Linked DNA regions of Homo sapiens: region 2 is linked to region 1. A link is an interaction called in ENCODE POLR2A ChIA-PET data of the cell type or tissue named here. Cell type or tissue: MCF 10A. All regions are shown on one strand. Each heading gives the region's core, and the rest is flanking DNA. Links, peaks and the distances in the headings are about the cores only. Region 1 overlaps EFEMP1 (EGF containing fibulin extracellular matrix protein 1). Region 2 has its middle 110 kb from the start of EFEMP1.

What was found. ChIA-PET counts read pairs that join two places held together with the same protein. Peaks named below come from ENCODE experiments on the same cell type or tissue, not always from the same donor. Only the 100,000 strongest peaks of a DNase experiment are listed, where the experiment ranks them.
Region 2: POLR2A ChIA-PET joins it to region 1 with 15 read pairs; 3 of 35 experiments call an interaction of 5 or more read pairs at or near these places.

Annotation. Positions count from the first base shown.
Region 1 is chr2:55,858,440-55,868,304 of GRCh38, forward strand. It overlaps EFEMP1 (EGF containing fibulin extracellular matrix protein 1), which reads right to left. Exons shown (of 12, transcript NM_001039348.3): 12 at 7,528-8,795. The coding sequence ends at 8,634. All of the region lies in intron 2 of LOC112268416 (a long non-coding RNA gene), which reads left to right. Among named protein-coding and RNA genes, the nearest start is that of EFEMP1, 60 kb to the right of the region's middle. In MCF 10A, for the core only: no CTCF peak of the experiment used is centred there; DNase peaks (open chromatin) are centred at 3,542, 4,042 and 4,452.
Region 2 is chr2:55,805,049-55,814,913 of GRCh38, forward strand. No RefSeq gene overlaps it. Among named protein-coding and RNA genes, the nearest start is that of EFEMP1, 110 kb to the right of the region's middle. In MCF 10A, for the core only: no CTCF peak of the experiment used is centred there; a DNase peak (open chromatin) is centred at 5,033.

The sequences.
Region 1 (9,865 bases), core at 1,191-9,190:
ACCAGGTTTTCCTCTAGCCTGGTTAAGTTTTTTTTAAATTGGTAGTTTATAAAAGTTTCTTTGATTTCACAATTCATTATTACAATATCATGCAAATTTTTGATATTGCTCTCAGATTTGGGAACCTCTATCAGATTTCTGTCATATCAGATCTATATGAGTTCAGATCACTCCAAGTGTTCTTGTGCAGGGACTACTCTTAAATATCCTTTGAAATGGTCACACTCATTAGCCAGTGAGTTCTGATGTCCTGTTGTGGTGTATAATTACCAGTTTTCTGTTACCTTCACTGATATTAGTGTTCTAGATCAAAGTAGCAGGACATTTATGTTCTTCCCCAGTGTGTTCATATGATTCATAGTCCTCTCCATTAATTTATTAATCAACTCAAGAGTCTATTTATTACTTCTATTTGAAATTTATTTCTTCTTCTCAAAAATGATCACTTTTGGTATTATCTGAACATCTTTTTGGTTACAACTCACTTTTTATTGTCAGAATAATTTCTGGTGAGTTCCTAGAGAAATATATGAAAATATTTTCATGGTATGGTGCATTTATAGTTGTATATGCTGCATAATTAGGTATATTCATGAGTAGGCATTGATTAAAACCACATCCTCTGCTTATTATTTTACATGTCTGGTGAATGGAAGGATTTTCCATAGATTAATTTATAGCTCTGCATATTCCAAAACTTGTTTTTCCTCTGCTATTTACATCCATTGTTGGATGCTGTAGAATGTTATAGTGTGATGGGACTCCTGGCCCTGAACTTTTGGGCATGCTGTCAGCTATGGTCAACACAGAGGGTGGTGGGAATATTTCTAGAGGCTATTCCTACCCCAGACAGGAGCTCAAATTAACCATACATAGAAATGAATGTTAACTATATAAATATATCCTACTAAATCCAAACTAAATACACTCTCCTAACTCCACTTTCCCAGGCTGGATCTCAAACATACTTTTGACGCACTTCAGAGCCACGTGACATGTGAAGTGTGATGAGGGGAGCCCAAGATGAAAGAGTAATTCTAACCAATACAGCTAAAATGTATTATACAAATTTTACAAAAATATATAACTATGTGAACATAGGGTCCCTTTCAGGACCTTGGAAGGGGCTGGTGCAAGGGAGGAGCCTTGAAGCTTTAGCTTCATTAGCTTCCCTGAACATTCACTTTTGAAGGGCTACTCATTCTATTTAGTACTCTGCAATTGGACTTGTGATGAGCTCTAGAATCAGATAGGCTCGTGGTATTAACTATACAGTACCACTTTGCATAGTATTATATGTGTCCTTGAATCTAATTCAGTGTCATTGGCTGAACCATGTCCATTAGCCTTGGACATGGTTAGTGCCTGAGCAGAAGAAGAGAATGAGAGAGGAAAAGGAAGAAAAGATGGGAGAATGACCAGAAAAAGGTCAAGGAAGAGATTTATGTGGTATGAAGCCATCAAGCCAGTAAGTAACAGAAGCTCCATTTGTCAGAATCATCTAGCATTGCACTGGCGTCAGTCAGCAAATGTTGATGTCTGCCGCAGATCTCCTTAGCCATATGAGTTTACTGCATGGTGCAGTAGCAGTTTCTAGTTTGCCAACAGCATCCTCTATCAAACCCCTATCTTTCTTACCCTCTGCCTGAGGGCTTTCTCCAGTATGAGGAAGCACACCCTCCTGCAGGCAGTGTGTATGGGCAACACTTACCACAGGGACGGGAGTTGGTAGATAAATGCTGCAGCCCATGTGGCCTCTAGTGGAATGTTTCTCAGGTGAGTTCCATATGATTTATCAGAGGACTTGAGCTACAGTTGCTCACAGAGGTGATCCACTCATTTACTCACGAATTCATTGGCATCTCTTTCTGGCTCACTTTCCCCACTCACTCAAGTTTGCTTCCCAAGAGAACCTCTCAACCTACCAGAACTCAGTTTTTATGTCCGAATCTGCATCTGGGGCAACACAAACCAAGACACCTTGTTTAAGCCATTTGCAAGTAATTTACCACTTAAATAAACATAATGTAAATATTAAAATACAAAAACATAAAATGGGGTTTTTAAAGGAAATAAACAATTTGGAGATACTCAACTCAACAAAATCATTTGTGTTATATGCATCTGTTTAAATATCATGCTGAGATTTTGCAGAAACTACTTTAGTTTCTATGGGAAGATAAAAAAGAACCGAATTATTGCATTCAGGTCTTTAAAATTCTCTTGCATTTATATTCCAACTCTGGCTTATTAAAGGGGTCTGTGCTCCGTTAACATACACATGCGCTTACTATATAAACAGCTTAACTAGACATCTGCATTGACTGCATATAAGAGGCAGTTAACTTTTTGCCTTGTTTCTGTTCAACGATCTTGATATTTTAGTCTGCTGGCCAGATGAAACAAGATTGGTTTTTGGGTACCAGATGTGTCACAATTTGGGTTTGAATTTTGCAGGTGCTCCCCCCAGCTGGGAAGATGGAAGTTTGCCATCTTTTAGAGATGATGATTTGGGATAGAAGTAAAACTGTGTTAAAAATAATTCAACATATTAATAGAGGGCCTTGTCCCTTGTGGGCTTCTTATGCATAACATATGAGCAGACCAGCAGCTGTTCTATATTTTAAAAGGAGCGTTAGAAAGTTAGAAGCATACATAACTATTCAAAACACAAGCAACCGCTTGAAGTCATGGAAACAAGACTCAACAATAAACTTTTATTTGTGAAGCTTCCCCAAAAATAATAATCCCACTGGGCTGTGTTCAGGTGGCCTTAGGGTACTGAACAATCTTTCCATTTCCATCATTTGAATTCACTAAAGCATCTCCCTTGTAAATGAAGAGTGGTAGAAATTAGTACATGTACTAGATATGGGGATTGGTTTCTAGCTGATTTCTACTCTTCAATACTTATATTTTTAAATTATAATTTAAAAAATACCTATGTATTTTTGCCATTTTCACATGTGCAAGAACCTAAAGCCCCATTGAGGACTGAGTTCTTAATAGTGTCATATCTTGTCTTACTCTCAGCCTCTAAAACAGAAGCTGTTAGGTGATGATGTTCCTTGTACATATTTGCACCTTCGAAATTCACCTAATGAATGTTAACCAGTGTCAAGGAACGGCAATGTTCTTTACCCTTGGCTTTATAATAATCCTTACAGCAGGAAGGACGCTGTATGCTTTTTTGTCCAGCTCCTGGACCAGGGGAGTGTTAGACTCATTCTATCTTCACCACTGTGTTAGGTCGCCCTTGCATTGCTATAAATAAATACCTGAACTGGGTAATTTATAAAGAAAAGAGGATTAATTGGTTCACGATTCTGCAGGCTATACGGGTAATGTGATACCACCGTCTGCTTCTGGTGAAGACCTCCGGAAGCTTACAATCATGGTGGAAAGCGAAGCAGGGAAGTAGGTATATCACATGGCCAGAACAGGAGCAAGGGAAATGAGGAGGAGCCAGACTTCTTTAAATAACCAGCTCTCATGTGAATGTGTTCCTGCAGGGAGGGCACCAAGCCAGTCATGAGGGACCCACCCCATGACCCAAACACTTTCCACCAGGCCCCACCTCCAACATTGGAGGTCACATTGCAACATGAGATTTGGAGGGGAGAAACATCCAAACCGTATCAATCACTATTGCTCTCAAAGCTCCCCATTATTGGTAGAGATCCATCTGGATCTCTACTAATGGCCTCTTTTCTTCTGGAAACTGCTGTCCTCTCAAGTATAGTGAGGTCTACATGACTGGTGTTTGCATTTCAGTTTCCAGAATTCAGGAGTATTTTGGGTAACACAATTACTTCTGCCTGTCTGGAGTTAAAGAGAACAATAAACTACAGTTCAAGAAGGTTATAAGAATCAGGTTGGTGGTATCTATGTTATTTCAATCCGATTGCATGTGAAAGCAGCGATGAAAAAGTCATGCAGCCAGAAAGGCTGGCCCATGATGTGGAATGGACACTGTTCAAGAAGGGGTTTAAAAGGAAAGAGATTGCTTGTTGGTGTTGAAATTTGGAGTATGGCCAATGAAAAGAGCCCTAATCTAAGTCATAAGAACTGCATTCTAGGCATAGCACTCTTGCTCAACAAACTGCGATGTTGTGCAAGTCTTAAAAATAAGAGATTTTTTACAGGATGGTATCTAAGTTCTAGAATCCTATTATTATTAAAAATAAGGGTATGAAATAGGAGATATTTTATATTTGGAGGAGATGGAGATTGCCAGTTGTTAAAGAAACTACTTAAGAGGGAAATTTGGCAGCTGAAGTTAAATTATTCTCTTTTAGAGAGCTTAACAACCAAGAGGTCTTTCCTAACCACTGTAAAAAAATAACTGTGTCCAGTCAGAGAGCATGGAAGTCTCAGAGCCCAGGCCACAGGTATTACAACAGTGAAGTGTTGGAAACATCTACGTCAGTCCTCATTACTGAGGCTCACTGAGTAAAAACATAGGCATTTCCCTGAAAGCATGTTTGGAAGTGTGGGAACTCATGACTGGCCATTTTTTCCACTGGTGAGATAAGGTATAATGACTTCCAGTTTAACATGAGTAATCAGATTGCAATTAGTTTCAGTGGAAAGGAACAAAAACATGCATAAGAGTGAATACTAAAAGTAATTGTTGTTTGAATTGCAATTTAAAAAACATAGTTAAATTGGATTATTTCTTACGTGCTCAGCGTTAATAATGAGACCATAAAGTGAAGATATGTTTTTTTTTGGTGGGCACTATTCATTTTTTTCTTCCACCAATGATAATGCTTTCTAATAGTCGCTGCGTACAAAGAAGACTCAGATGCTTTCAAAGATTTGGCAAATAGAGCTAACTCTTCTTTCAATGGCGCATTCCTGGGAGATATATAGATATATAGATATAGATAATTTTCTTTCCTGAGACAGGGTCTTGCTCTGTTGCCCAGGCTGGAGCGCAGTGGTGTACTCACAGCTCACTGTAACCTCTACCTCCTGAGTTCAAGTAATCCACCCACCTCAGCCTCCCAAGTAGCTAGGACTACAGGAACATGCCACCACACCTCAGTAATATTTGTATGTTTTTGTAGAGATGGGGTTTCGCTATGTTGTCCATGCTGGTCTTGAACTCCTGGCTCAAGTGATCCACCTGCATTGGCTTCCCAAAGGGATAGGATTACAGGTGGGAGCCACCACACCTGGTTTTCAAAGCTGGAGGAAAACCTTGTTTCAATATCCCACTTTTATAGATTAAACCAAGGTACTGAGAAGCTAAGTGACTTCCCCAAGATCTCTTGGCTGGTTATTTTAGAATCAAGACTAAATAGACTCTTGGTTCTTCTATACCATCACACTATTAGACATTGGAAGGAATTACTTTAGAATTTTCTCAATAAATGCTGAGAAAATTATGATAATAAATGACTGTGACAATAAATTATTTCCATAATTTTCATCTATGGGAGCAGGCTTAAATCAGTGATTTTCATGGAGGGAAGGAAAGAATCGTGTGTAGTTTGAAAACAGCAGAATTTTGTCCTACTGCTTTGATTTGTTTTTAGACATGATATTTATTTTCAATTTCAAATTAAGAGAGCATGAGATATTTACGTTTATTGAGGATGATTGCACCTATAAAGGAACTCATGTATTAGCTTCTCAAAGCTTTTTCCAGGTTTTTGCTTCCATGAATTAAAACAATTTTTTTAAACTTGCTATTCTTTTTAGTCAAAGGCCAAACTAAAAATGGGTGAATTTAGGCTGTGAAACTAGTGGATGAATAGTCTAGGAAACAGTTTCTTTTTGACACCCAAGATTGAAAAACAATAATCACAGGTATAAACAGCTTATCAGCTGATGTTCATTAACTGATGAATAAACAAAGTGCGATAGATCTATACAATGGAATATTATTCAGTTGGAAAAAGAAATGAAGTACTGACACATGCTATAACATGGCTAAACCTTGAAAACATGCTGAGTGAAAGAAGCCAGACACAAAAGGCCACATATTATTGTATGATCTTATTTATATAAAACGTCCGGAATAGGCAAATCCATAGAAAGTAGATTGTTGACTCCCAGAGGGGCTTATGGGAAGGGGAAATGGGAGTGACTGTTAACAGGTATGGGGTTTATTTTTGAGTGATGAAATGTTATGGAACTAGATCAGTGGTCCCCAGCCTTTTTGGCACCAGGTTTGGTGGAAGACAATTTTTCCATGGGTGGGGATAGTGGGGGATGAGGGTGGGGAGGGGTGAGGGGATGGTTTGGGGATGAAACTGTTCCACCTCAGACCTCAGATTACCAGGCATCAGATTCTCATAAGGAGCACACAACCTAGATCCCTTGCATGCACAATAGGGTTCATGCTTCTATGAGAATCTAATGCTGGGATGATCTGCCAGAAGGCAGAGCTCAGGTGGTAATGCTCGCCCACCACTCACCTCCTGCTGTGCGGCCCGGTTCCTAACAGGCCATGGACAGGTACCAGTCTGCAGCCCAGTTGTTGGGGGAGTGGTTGGGGGCCCCTGAACTAGATAGTGACGATATTTGCTCAACACTCTGAGTGTACTCCATGCCACTGAACTGTACACTTTAAAATGTCTAAAATGGTAAATTTTATCACAACAGAACAAAGAAATTGCCTCAGTGAAACTTCAGTATCAACCCTCTTCCTTGTGTCTGTAATTTGTGGGTAGGACTAGGCTTTGGGATAAAAGGGCAAACATCTTGTCTGCAGTTAATGGCTTCCGCAGGCCCAGAAAATATATATATATATATATATTTGGAGGTAGAAATTGAGGGCCAGGGCTTAGCATAAACATTTCAGAGATTCCTGTTTCTTCTACAATTCCCTGGGGAGCCATAGACAAGACCGGTTTTCTTGTTTAAGAGGGAAAAATGTGTTGGAAGAAGGTCTTAGGCTTTTTTTCTTTAACTGTTGCTATTCCCAGCTCTCACTTGAGAGCTGTTTTTGTATGTAGGAAAATCACTAGATTGATTAAAAATGGAAACATTTAGATCAAGCTGTAATTTATCTTGACTGTAAGCAACCATGTAGACAGGGTAAGAGGAATGAACTCAACAGTCTTGCTGTGTTGTGGCTGGTTGTTGACTCTGCTTCTGTGCTGTCCCTTGGTCAGATCTGTTCTCTCTCCACTGTTTCTGTGCCCCTTTAACCTTTAAGAGCCCATCCCCTACTCTCACAGAAGGAGTTTGTGTTTTGTTCCTTGGGCTTTTGCTGAACTTTCTTTTTGGCAATTTCTGCACATGAGTCAACTCTTTGAGAGGTATTTGTTTTAGCAGCAAGATTACCTGGTGACAGAGGTTATGCATATATGCTGTGAAACTAGACTTAAGAAAAAGTTGGCTGTTTTGTGGCATGATTTTAACTGTATTTTTGCTTCCTCATCTCCCAGTTTATTTATTAAAAAAAAAACCTAATGGTAGTTCTTGTGCTGGCACCTATAACTGATGTTTATCCCAGATATAAAAATTATATTGGGGGCTACTGACTACACTGAAAAACCTCCAAAGATAGAGTGATCTTCTAAAGGAATATTTATTTTTATTTAAAAATATGATACATCAAAGTAAAGCAGTGACATTTTAAACAAGGAGACGTATAAAATATTCCATAGAATTGGGTAGGAGGGTAATTTGCTTAAGTTCACTGTCACTCTGGATGCCAGGAATAAAAACCATCATCATTTTCTTCCTCTGTGAGCATCAAGTACGAAGATGAGAAATTTTAGTTATAAATTAGTGAAGTGTTAGGATTTAAATTTTACTTAGAAATTAAAACTTCTCCAGTGAAATACCTTTTATCCATTTTGTTCTGCATCTTGTGGAAGTCCTGAATTCAGGGATGTTATTATATTTTCCGAGTTTGCTTCTTCAGGTCAGTTCCAATGTGGTTTAGAAGGAATTTATTTTCTCATATCCTCCCCATAGATTTCTCAATAGTATAATTTTCTAGGGGATATCTGGTTCATTTTGGGAATTCTGGAAAATTTTGCTTACTGTTTTTTACAAAATATTCACAATCTAAAATTTCTGACAAAATTAAAAATACCCTACAGAAACCAGCATATTGTACAGCAATGATTTATTACTATATAATAAACAACCACCTTTAGGCTGGATATGAAAATAAAAACCAACACAAATATGGCAGATCCCCATTTTCTAAAGAAATATATCTTTATTGACCTTTTCCATTTTCTTACAAAGCAGTTAAAAACTCATTCTTACCCTTGCATGCTATTCAATGGTTATGATGGCTGCCTCCTTATGAGACTGTTAGTGGAGCTCTAGTAAGTTTCCTTAAGCACCACAGAAGATCATCATTGCTTGGTCCCACTTTTATAGGAAAGAATCCAAGTTTCACCAGATAGTGTATACTTAGCTCTCTTGAAGAAGACCAGTTTAGTGGATTAATGTCTAATTTACATATAGTAATAAAGACAAACTTTGAATCTTTACATATTAAATGCCCACTTTATACCATGGTGTAATTGTTTGAATTATGGGTGAGTGTACAGTATAGAGATGTAGATGCACTAGATATATCTATAAATAAAATAGTGCTTTAAGGTAACAATATTCTTTGGCTGACTTAAATGCCTGTGGTTGACTCTTAGAAAAGACTAAAATGAAAATGGCCCCACTATTATTGTCAATCTTAACACAGAGCTTGTGCGGAAGGTCCCTATACTGCTGACTGTCAGCATCTCCAGGTCCACGATATGTTCTCTTGGTCCTGATAATGACTTCACGAGCACAAGCATTGCACTTACAGGACTTGTTTGCTAAAATAAAAGAAAATAGAGAAAGGAAGAGAATAATTTTCTTGGATTGGAGTTTCTATGCTTTGTTAGTATACCTCCTATAAGAATTAGGGGGAGAATTTTGAAGGTGGTATAAAAGAGCCACTACTTGGTCCCTTCTTGGTTTCAACTCTTCTTGGCTCTTATCCCTTGTCTAATACAGTCATTAGCTCCAAGTTTCAAGGACTTGCTTTTTTTTTTTTTTAAATAGTTCTTTGTTTTTGATTCCTCCCTCTCTGTTAACATTTTTCTTCACTTTTATTGAGTAGTTGTGGACTTTACAGAGACTAGAGCTTAAGTGAGAATCTGATAATTTCTAAACTTGTAAACAAAGTTGTCACTTTTCATTTTCTCAACATTGTGCATCTGTTTACATTCTAGTAAGTAAAGAGAAATGGAAACAGTTTTTCAACAGAATATGGTAAATGCTAAGATATATGAGGTTATGCAGGGTACGTATGAAGATACATAAAGGTGTATGTATAAAGGGAAGAAAAGGAAGAGCCCTGAAGCACTGAGGGAAAGCTTTTGAATGCCTGATGAGAGTCACCAGGCATAAATGAAAGTTTTGTAAAGTAATATGTTCAGAAGAACTGGGTGCAGTTTCATTTTGATGAATAATATGATGGGCTCTTGTGAGTGGAGGGAGATGAGGTTGGAGAGGCAGGTAAGTGGATGTGTGAGTTTGAATGCCAAGGGATAGAGTCATGGATTAGTATTTAGCAGTCACCTCAATGGGTGGACATTAAACCAAGGGAGAGAATGCTTTGGTTAGGGCTACTTGTTATATACTCATGAGCAGCTTGCAACCCTCTGCTGCAGCAGTCAACATCTTTCTGATCACTTGTTCAATGTCTTGACTACAAGCTCCACGGGGGCAGGAACTGGCTTGGCTTTATTCATTGTTGTGTCTCCAGGATCTTCCACGGTGCATACCTCTTGTAAACAATAGTTGTAGGTAATAATAACACCTTGAAGGTGTTGATTGAATTAATTTATTCATTTAAATTTTATTTTAGCATCTGCTATGTGCCAGGTACCATTCTATGTGC
Region 2 (9,865 bases), core at 1,097-9,096, 53 kb before region 1:
GCTGATTGAAAAGGGACTCTAGAGATGTAATGTGGGCCAGATGTTTGATAAAAGGCAGTTTTTATCTACTTTGGTGGTAGCCTCTTTGTAATAAGATATTGGCACATTTGTCATTAAGGAAAAATAAAGAGGAATGAATAATACAGAATCCAGTGGAACAGTAAATAATAAGTTCCCACCACTTTTGAAATACTATTCCTACCTAGAATTGATCTGCTATTTTTTTTTTTTTTACATCTCTTTTCTTGTTTTTCTAAGATGGGAGGTTTGTGGGAAATTATACATAAAAGAAGGAAGCGAAAATCTTTTGCTTTTGTTTTACTTGAGAGCCTTTAAGAAAAAGATGGAATTTATAAAGTCATATTTCCTATTGATGGCATCCTTCACAGGTTACAATCCCTTGACAGAACATGTCTGCAAATAACAAGATCTTATTTCTTAACAGGTCTGTGCTAGATTCAAAATTTTCGTGCCGAATTAACTGTGTAAACAAATTTGGAATTTCTATGTCACAAGGGAGTGAAAGTTTCCTACCTCTTTTTTTTGTAGATGGGTTCCCCACCTCCAAATCTGAAGAGTTCACATTTTCTGAATCTATGCTATTCCCTCAGTGTTGTTCCCTTTGACTCTTTCTGTGTGCATTCCATGTTAATTCTGCTGCTGCTTTTGGATTCTGAAGTATTCAGAGCCATAAGCAAGGGTATACAGTCTCAGAGAGAGTGACAATGCCCACAAATTGCAGAGCACACTTCAGCTGAGGGCTCCCAGCCCTTCTGGTCCTGCCCTGCCAAAGCCCAACTGTTATGTAAGATTCTCGTGCCCAGATCTCTGCCAAGCTTGGGGATTCTGTGAATTTCTCATTAGTCCATTGCAGAATAAAAGAAGAGGCAGGAAGAGTCTGTGCCAAATAAAGAGTTAGGAGAGAAATGGACTGATTGGGTATGGGCATCCATTGGCAGAGAGTGCTCACCTCAGCATCAGTTAAGAATCCACAGAAAAGCCAGGGGACCACATTGCAGGTCACCCGCAGGCTTTATCTTCTATGACTGACATTTAAACGGGAGAGCTCATTTGATGCTGTTCCAGGTTCGCTGCTGGGTGTTTCTAATTGTGTGTTTTAATTAATGTTTTTATTGTACTTGGTCCCAGAGACTGTTTCAACAGACCAGCATATATTTAGAACTCTCTAAATAAATAAATGTAAAACAAAGGAAAACTGACTCTGGTGGAATTGTGAGAATTACTGTTTCTAAAAAGATAGGGTAAAGTTTCAGACTCTACTGCTTGAAACCAACTCCTTGGCAATATCAGGGCCTGTCCACCTAAACACATCCTATGGGTATAGCAAAGCATGGCTTGAGACTCTTATCCAGTGTTTGGGTTTAGAAGTCTATACTCTGGGTCTTGAGACAGTTGGGAGACACTGTAAAATTTATTGTGTTGGGTTTTTTTTTCTGTATTTAACAAATAAATAGGGATATTGGCAGTGGTAGCAAATATCTGAGGCAACATTTATTTGCACCTGTGTAGGTCTCTTTCTGTTGCTAGGTAAAGAAGGTAACTAGAATTGGCTAGTTCCTTTGCACCCCTTATTGTTGTCTCTTGAATTTTGTTCTCCCCTTTAAAAGGGACAGTAACACCTGAGGGAGTGAATTTAATTCAATTCAGCAAATACTGAGCACTTCTTCATTCAAGCCAGGAGCTTGACTTTATGGTGGAAATGAGGTGTTTACAAGTTATAGGAAATGTATTTATAAGATACATCTTGCTTCTGAATATGTGCTGAGTTTGGAGTAGGTGAAAGCATATTTGATTTCTTCTTGTCAGAAACCATTATTAGTTAAATTCTTCAATTGTAATTTTCTTGGGGCCCTAGAGAGATCGTGAAAGTTACTCAGGAGCTGTAAGGCTGGAGTGTTAGCAAATTGGCAATAGTAATGAAGCCTGGTCCTGGACAGGAGAGTGAAGTTCTGAAGTCTATCTGGTTGTCTGCCATCACTTTTTGTGTTTCCTAATAGTGGCACCCTTTTCTTCCCTTTTCTCCATCTTCAAGGTGACCTAAATTAGTGGCTCTTGACCCTGGTTTGCAAAGAGAATTGAAAAAATACTGATGCCTGGGTTTCCTACGAAAGTCAACAAAAAGTGTCACGGCGATTCTATTGTGCAGCCAGGATGAGCCCCAGGTGCCTTTACCCACCTTCAGCACTCCTCTTCTGCATGCAGCATGGCAAGCTTGTCCTCAGGAAAATAACCTGCTTAAGTCACTCTAGTTCCTTGATTCTAAGATGCCACCGGTTCTGAGATATACTATAGATTGAATAACAGCTTTTTGATTAAAAAAAGAATGAACAAAAGGCCAGGCATGATGCCTCATGCATGTAATCCCAGCACTTTGGGAGGCCAAGGTGGGCAGATCATTTGAGGTCAGGAGTTCGAGACGAGCCTGGCCAACATGGTGAAACCCCATCTCTACCAAAAATACAAAAATTAGCCAGGCGTGGTGGCGGACACCTGTAATCCCAGCTACTCAGGAGGCTGAGGTAGGAGAATTGCTCAAACCCAGGAGGTGGAGGTTGCAATGAGCCAAGATCATGCCACTGCACTCCAGCCTGGGAGACAGAGTGAGACTCCATCTAAAAAAAAAAAAAAAAGAATGAACAAGAAAAAATATCACCACATTATGAGTACACCTTAATTTTAGGTCATGCCATGGTTTCAGAAATATTAAAATGTAAAACTCATGTAAATCTTGGAATAAAGAGAAAAATATAACATCACATTGGTTGAAAACAAAACTTTGCCTGCAGTTTTTTGATGGCTGTTTGCATTGTCAAAGAGGATGCTTTCAAAGCTAAAATATTGCAAATATTGCTTTTTTTAAGGACACATTTTTAAACTAGGTACTCTGCTAGGGAAAGGTTTCTGAATCTTGGCAGTATTGACAATTTGGGCTGGATACTTCTTTGCTGTGGGCAGCCGTCCTGTGCATTGTCAGATGTTCAGCAACCTCCCTGGCCTCTCTCTACCCACTTGATGCCAACAACACTTATTACCAACCACTCCCCCACCCAGCATCCAGCAGTCACAACCAAAAATATCTCTAGACATTGCCAAGTGTCCCCTGGGTAGGTGGCAAAATTATCTCTGGTTCAGAGCTGCTTGGCTAGTGGAATAGATATTTTAGGGGCAGTGGCTTGTATCAGTTAGCATTCAGTTGCAGAGAACAAACCCTACCGTAGCTGGCTCAAGCTGAAATGCATTAACGACAGAGTATTTAATGGTCTACAAAACCGGTCTGTGGGCTGAAGAAACAGACACTGGGCTGGAGCCTCCAGAAATGAGTTCTGAAGCTATACCACAACTGAATAATCAAAGGAACTGCTTCACTTGCCTTGATCTGGGCACTAGCAGTCAATGGAAAAGCTGTGGTCAGGAAGCCAATTCTGCTAAACTGGGAAGCTAAGAAGCCTTCTGCAGTAGCGGAAGGACAACTTGTGCCCAGCTTCTTTCCTTGCTTCACCCAGTTCTGAATTCAAGTTCTGAAAGTGCATTTGATAACGCAGCCTAAAACACCCCCAGACTGCAAGGGAGCCTGGAAGAAAAGTAGTTTTTAGCTTACCAGTCTCTGCAATTCACAGGAAGTCATTTTAGAAGGAGATTGGAATGGATATTGAATGAGCCCATTTTTGGTATCTTCCATAAGTCTCTTTCCAGAGATCCTCAACCCACACCAGCGGGTAACCACCTATTCTGGGCAATTGGGGTTGGCCAAAGTGTCCTCTTCACTCCCTATTTACTCATTTTATAATTAGTTATTTTCTTTTTTGTCTTTTTCCATTCTCATCCCTATTTTCTCTCTCATTACCATTCTTTTCACACCTCCTCCTTCTCTCACTCTCTAACTATAGACTTGAAGGTCTATAGTTTTCTGAGGACTTGAAGGTATTTCATACTTGGCCCTGTCCATGCACAGGACACGTGAAAAGTCTTTGTTGATGAGAGCTAAGGCCTAGGATACTTACCTGTCACAATCTGTGTCTCTAATCTGCTGAAGACACTATGGGAATAGATATTTTGGGGCACGGTTATATCTTTGAATAATATTTTCTCCATCTAGATGAATAGAGCACCAGGTAACATGAACAATCCCATTGTCTGATATGAAGTAAATGTTGATAAGTAGCCTTAAGTCCAAACAGGTAAGACTCAAACTATGTTTTCTGGCTCTGGGGTGGAGGCCTTTGCAATTTAAAAAACGACTCCTTATGGCTAGGAATAAGTGATTGCTTGTCTGATATATTTTTCTTCCAGTCTGTTGCAAAAATCTCCCAATTATTAATTTAGCTTATGGTATGGGGACTTTGACCCTAAGTTAAGATTCAGTCAATATCCTTAGGAGAGGTAAAAATACTACAAGTCATTTATTCATTAGTGCAGGGCAACCACATAAAATACAGGAGAACCAGTTATATTTGAGTTTCAAATAAGCAATGACAAATTTTAGTATAAATTATAGTAAAAGTATGTCCCAAATGTGGCATGGAACATACTTACACTAAAACATTATTTGTTCTTCATCTGCAATTCAAATTTAACTGGATGTCCTGTATTTGTTAAGTCTGATATGAATGAGATGATCAAGATATTTTTTGAGAAGGACAGGGGAAGAAGAAAACATGAGGATATTGGACTCCTGTGAGAAATAAAGATGAGCAAGTTGGGCTATGTACAGAAAGGAAGAGGGGTAACTCAAAAAATCCTGTTACTAAACTCACCCCAGTTATCAGTGACTGTTTACTAGACTTGCAAATGAAGCCCTGATTGGAAGATAAAGCCATATTGCTTCTCTGCAAATGTAGTCGCTTTCCTGCAGCATTTGCATCTGGTCCCAACGCGGCATTCAGTTGCCCGGGCCGAATATGCAAAGCTTTGAGGTAAGCAGAAGAGATGAGCAGCACAGGCACTGGATACCTTGGAGCCTTGTAATCTTGCTTGCACAACCTCCAGATTGCATGGTTCTTGGCTTTGGTGCAGTTGGGCACAATTTCAATGCACATCTATGGAGACCATGTCACAACAACAAAACAAACCAATGTAGCTGCGAGTTACATTAACAGCTTGAAAAAACAAGTCAACAGACTTGAAGACTGCTCTGGGAGCCCCTCCCTGGGAGTCAGCCTCTGGCAGAAGGGAGTTACTCCTTTTGGACATTTTTTCAGCTAAGATGATTCTATATGATCTGCATCTTGTCCCCTTCAAATATTTTATTTGTTTGTTTGTTTTTTGAGAGAATCCTTATTTGCTTTATGGTTGGTCATCGTTAGATCTTCCTGAGGTATGGAGTGGTCTGTATTGCATGCAAGTTTCTCATAAGAGATGACTTTTCACTCTTCTGATGTCACACCCAATGCAATGGTACATCCTTTCATAGGCTCTTATGTTACTGTTGGTCACAAACACATAGAGCCAGATTTTCCAAATCTTCTGATGCTTCAGTCACTGCCTGCTTGCAAATTGGTAGTTAGGAAGCATTTATACACCTTGCAGCAATATCTCATATGACAATTCTATAATAATTAGTTAGAGAAATGTTGCTACTTATGGAGAGTACATTAGTACACATAAATTAGGGCTGGTAACACCTTCCTTATTATTGAATTAAGAACAAACGGACTTCTTAAAGTATGTTCGTGGATCAGGCCCAGGAGTATGTGTGGATTGGAGGCTTGCCAATATCAGGAACCTCCTGTGCTCATATACTTTTTATTTCTGATTTTTATGAAAGATTTGATTTACGTGCCAATAACATCAGGGTGTGTGGGTGAACACACTGTGAGGAAGCCAGTGAAGAGAAGGAAACTGAAACATTTTGGAAGGGATCTTCTTAGCTGCTCAATGTGATTTCTTTAAAAACAAATGTAAGATATATTTATTTTGCATCTTCAGTTTTTAAAATATGATTTACATTTATTGTTAGACTCTCATATTTTACCTCAAAAATTTTCCCCTACATGTACAATACCTTGTAACAATTCTAATTTTTGTTTTGCTTAATAACTATAAACTTACACTTGTAAGAGAACAACAACAACAAAAACAGCAAACCATTTTCCTTATTTTTCTTCAGTTGTCTTTTTTTTTTTTTTTTTTTTTTTTAAACCCAGCCACCTCTGACTCATATCCTGGGCTATCTCAATTTGCACATGTTTCCAGAATTTTTAAAAGTTTTTTTTCCATTTTTATTATTTTCCCTAGTTGTTCTTTTTCCTATTATCCATTCCTCAACTCCTGTTTCCACATACCCTCCCTTTCTCTACCCTCTCTTCTAATTTCTCTAGACCTTTGGGGAAAGACACAACCTTCTTTTGCTCTTTTATCACAGAACTGTCATGAAGTTTTGCTCCAAGTCCCCCTAAAGTACATGGAACAGATTGCCCCAGCTCAAGGGAACTCTAGTGAGACATGGAATGACTTGGACTTGCAGGTGTGAAAGGGGATGGATTAGGATCTCTCTTAGGTCCATTCTTCCCTTAGGATACCATGATTCCATGAAGAAATACTTTTCAGATTGGTGGATCAGGTAAGCTCTTTTTGTTCATTTAGATTCTCCAACTCAAATATAGTTGAACCTCATAAGTTCCACTGAACTGAAAAACAAACAGACAAAAAAATTCCCAAGCCATAAGGAGATTTAGCTGTTTTTAGAGAGACCAAAAGATCAATACTATCAGATGGTCAGAAATCCTTATATTATCTGAGAGGAGATTAACTCTCAGAAGGGAGAGTAACTGTGGTGGGATTAACTCTGAATGTAACTAAAAGGCCTTTTTCCTATCACACCTTGGCTTTTCCCACCAATATGACAACTTTAAGCCTTCCTGGGAAATTAGAGGTCATCAATATCTACAGCAAGCCATGCCCTCCCTGGGATTCCTCTGGTGAGACTTCATTCAGGGTGAAAGAGCTGGAGCCTCTGTGAAACCATGCCCAGATGGGAGCTACTGGAAAGGGAGACTGCAGAGTTATATACCACAAGAGATAAGCATCAATTTGAATCTACTTATTTTGTTGAGGCGATTCATGTACTTGTTTGTTCCATAGCACACGTACTCTGTTCCAGGCACATTGTTAAACAGTGCCGAACAATGGTGAGCAAAGCCAGGTATGGTGCTCCCACCTTCCTGGAATATATAGTCTAGTGAGAAAGACAGTAACCACATGACCACAAATATACATGAAAAATTCTATCAGTCATAAGGGCTAAAAATGGGAAGTACATGGAGCTATTTGAGCATATAATATGTGGGTTTGACATAGTCATGAGACAATAGAAGAAAAGTGAAGGAAGAAGAGGACTTACTTGGAGGTTGCAGGTTGGGGTGAGCAGTTCCTGAGAGGCAGTGGCCAAGTGCTGAAGCTCCGGGATAGGAGGGATGGAGAGAACAGGCCAGTGCAGCTAGAATAGAGTGAGGATGAGCCAGCCACAGGGGACAGTAAGAAGAAGGGCAGCAGGGCCAGGTCATCCAGGGGCACAAAGGCCATGTTACAGATTATTTTGGTCTTAAATCCTAAGAACAATGAGAAGCCATCAAAATACTTTTGGGGGTAGGCTAGGAGAGGTGATCAGATTTACATGTCAAAAATATTTTACATTGACATCGTAGGAAACATCATGAGAATTATTAGAGGACCTCAAACATTTGAAACTCAGATATATTTTTTAAGAGCTAACATCCATTTTTGGCTTACTTCCTAGGTAATTGTGCACCTTGGGCAAATGTTTAATTTCTCCAAAGTCCAGTTATCATATCTCTCTAATGCCCTCATCAACTTTCCAGGGTGGTTGTGAGGATCAACTGGGGCCATAGGTGTGAAACATATTGAGAAGGGCAGACTGCTAAACAAGTAGACATTATTATTGAAACTTTTAGGAACCTTGAGCAATTATTATAGGAAAAAAAGCATGCAGAGGTAGCAGTTTTTGCTATGAATTACTGTGTTGCATTATATTTTTAGCTTAATGAACTTAGTATAGAGTTATTCCTAAAACTGAAATGGTTGCTAAGTTATGATAGAGAAGATAATAATGAGAGTTTCTTCTTTTTCTCTTTCAAGGGGGTCTTGCAAATGAGATATCATGTGTAAATGAAACAGGATATTTTGATCTCAATTTTTGATCTTGCTGTTTTGATTTTGTTATTTTGACTCCATCATGTTTACATTGAGGACATTTTGACCCCCCCATCTACTCTTTTCTCTACCACTAATAACAATATTAAGAATTATAATAGCTATTAAGTACTTACTACACACCAGATTCTGTTCTAGGTGCTCTGCATGTATTTTTTTCTTGTAATACTTTTGATAAAGCATATACTATTACTGGCCTGATTTTATAGATAAGAAAACTCAGTCACAGTCAGGTAGTTAGGTTAAGCAACTTGGCCAAAATAATTCAGTCAGTAACATAGTCAGTTCACAGGATACAAAAGTGATTAGAAGTATTCAAACCACCCAACTGGCTAACCATTAATGACGGGTCAATCCTGGATTAGTTGAGAGAAATTTCTCACAATATTATCATGAATCAACAGTTATTTCTAATCAATAATGAATATTACAGAAATACATAATGAATAAGAAATAATTATAATAATTAAAACATCACAGATAAAATGTATTTTTTACTAAATTTAAGAGATAAATAAAATATTCTTAGCAAAACGTAGATGGCAAAATTCTTACTTGGTATGAAAAAGCAGTCACAAAAAGAAAGCAAAATGGCCAAAGATAAAATCAGTAGAATCAGGAAAACCAGATATAGATGAAAACCTCATAAATGAAAAAAATCTTTGTTGTAAAATTTATCCCCAAGAGAATGGACCTGATAAAAAATAGTATCAGAAAATAAAAAGAAAAATGGAAATATTAGAAATACTGTAAGTATGTGTGCAGAAACTTGGTCAAAGAATTATAATGATTTGGGGGGTGGAGCAAAGATGGCCCAATAGGAACAGCTCCAGTCTACAGCTCCCAGTGTGAGCGATGCAGAAGGCGGGTGATTTCTGCATTTCCAACTGAGGTACCGGGTTCATCTCACTGGGGAGTGCCGGACAGTGGGCTCAGCGCACCATGCGTGAGCTGAAGCAGGGTGAGGCATCGCCTCACCAAGGAAGCACAAGGGGTCAGGGAATTCCCTTTCCTAGTCAAAGAAAGGGGTGACAGACAGCACCTGGAAAATTGGGTCACTCCCACCCTAATACTGCGCTTTTCCAACGGGCTTAACAAACAGCACACCAGGAGATTATATCCTGCACCAGGCTCGGAGGGTCCTACGCCCACCGAGCCTCGCTCATTGCTAGCACAGCAGTCTGAGATCAAACTGCAAGGCTGCAATGAGGCTGGGAGAGGGGCGCCCACCATTGCCGAGGCTTGAGTAGGTAAACAAAGCGGCCAGGAAGCTCAAACTGGGTGGAGCCCACCACAGCTCAAGGAAGCCTGCCTGCCTCTGTAGGCTCCACCTCTGGGGGCAGGGCACAGACAAACAAAAGGCAGCAGTAACCTCTGCAGTCTTAAATGCCCCTGTCTGACAGCTTTGAAGAGAGTAGTGGTTCTCCCAGCACACAGCTTGAGATCTGAAAATGGGCAGACTGCCTCCTCAAGTGGGTCCCTGACCCCCGAGTAGCCCAACTGGGAGGCACCCCTCAGTAGGGGCAGACTGACACCTCACACGGCCGGGTACTCCTCTGAGACAAAACTTCCAGAGGAACGATCAGGCAGCAGCATTTGCGGTTCACCAATATCAGCTGTTCTGCAGCCACCACTGCTGATACTCAGGCAAACAGGGTCTGGAGTGGACCTCAGC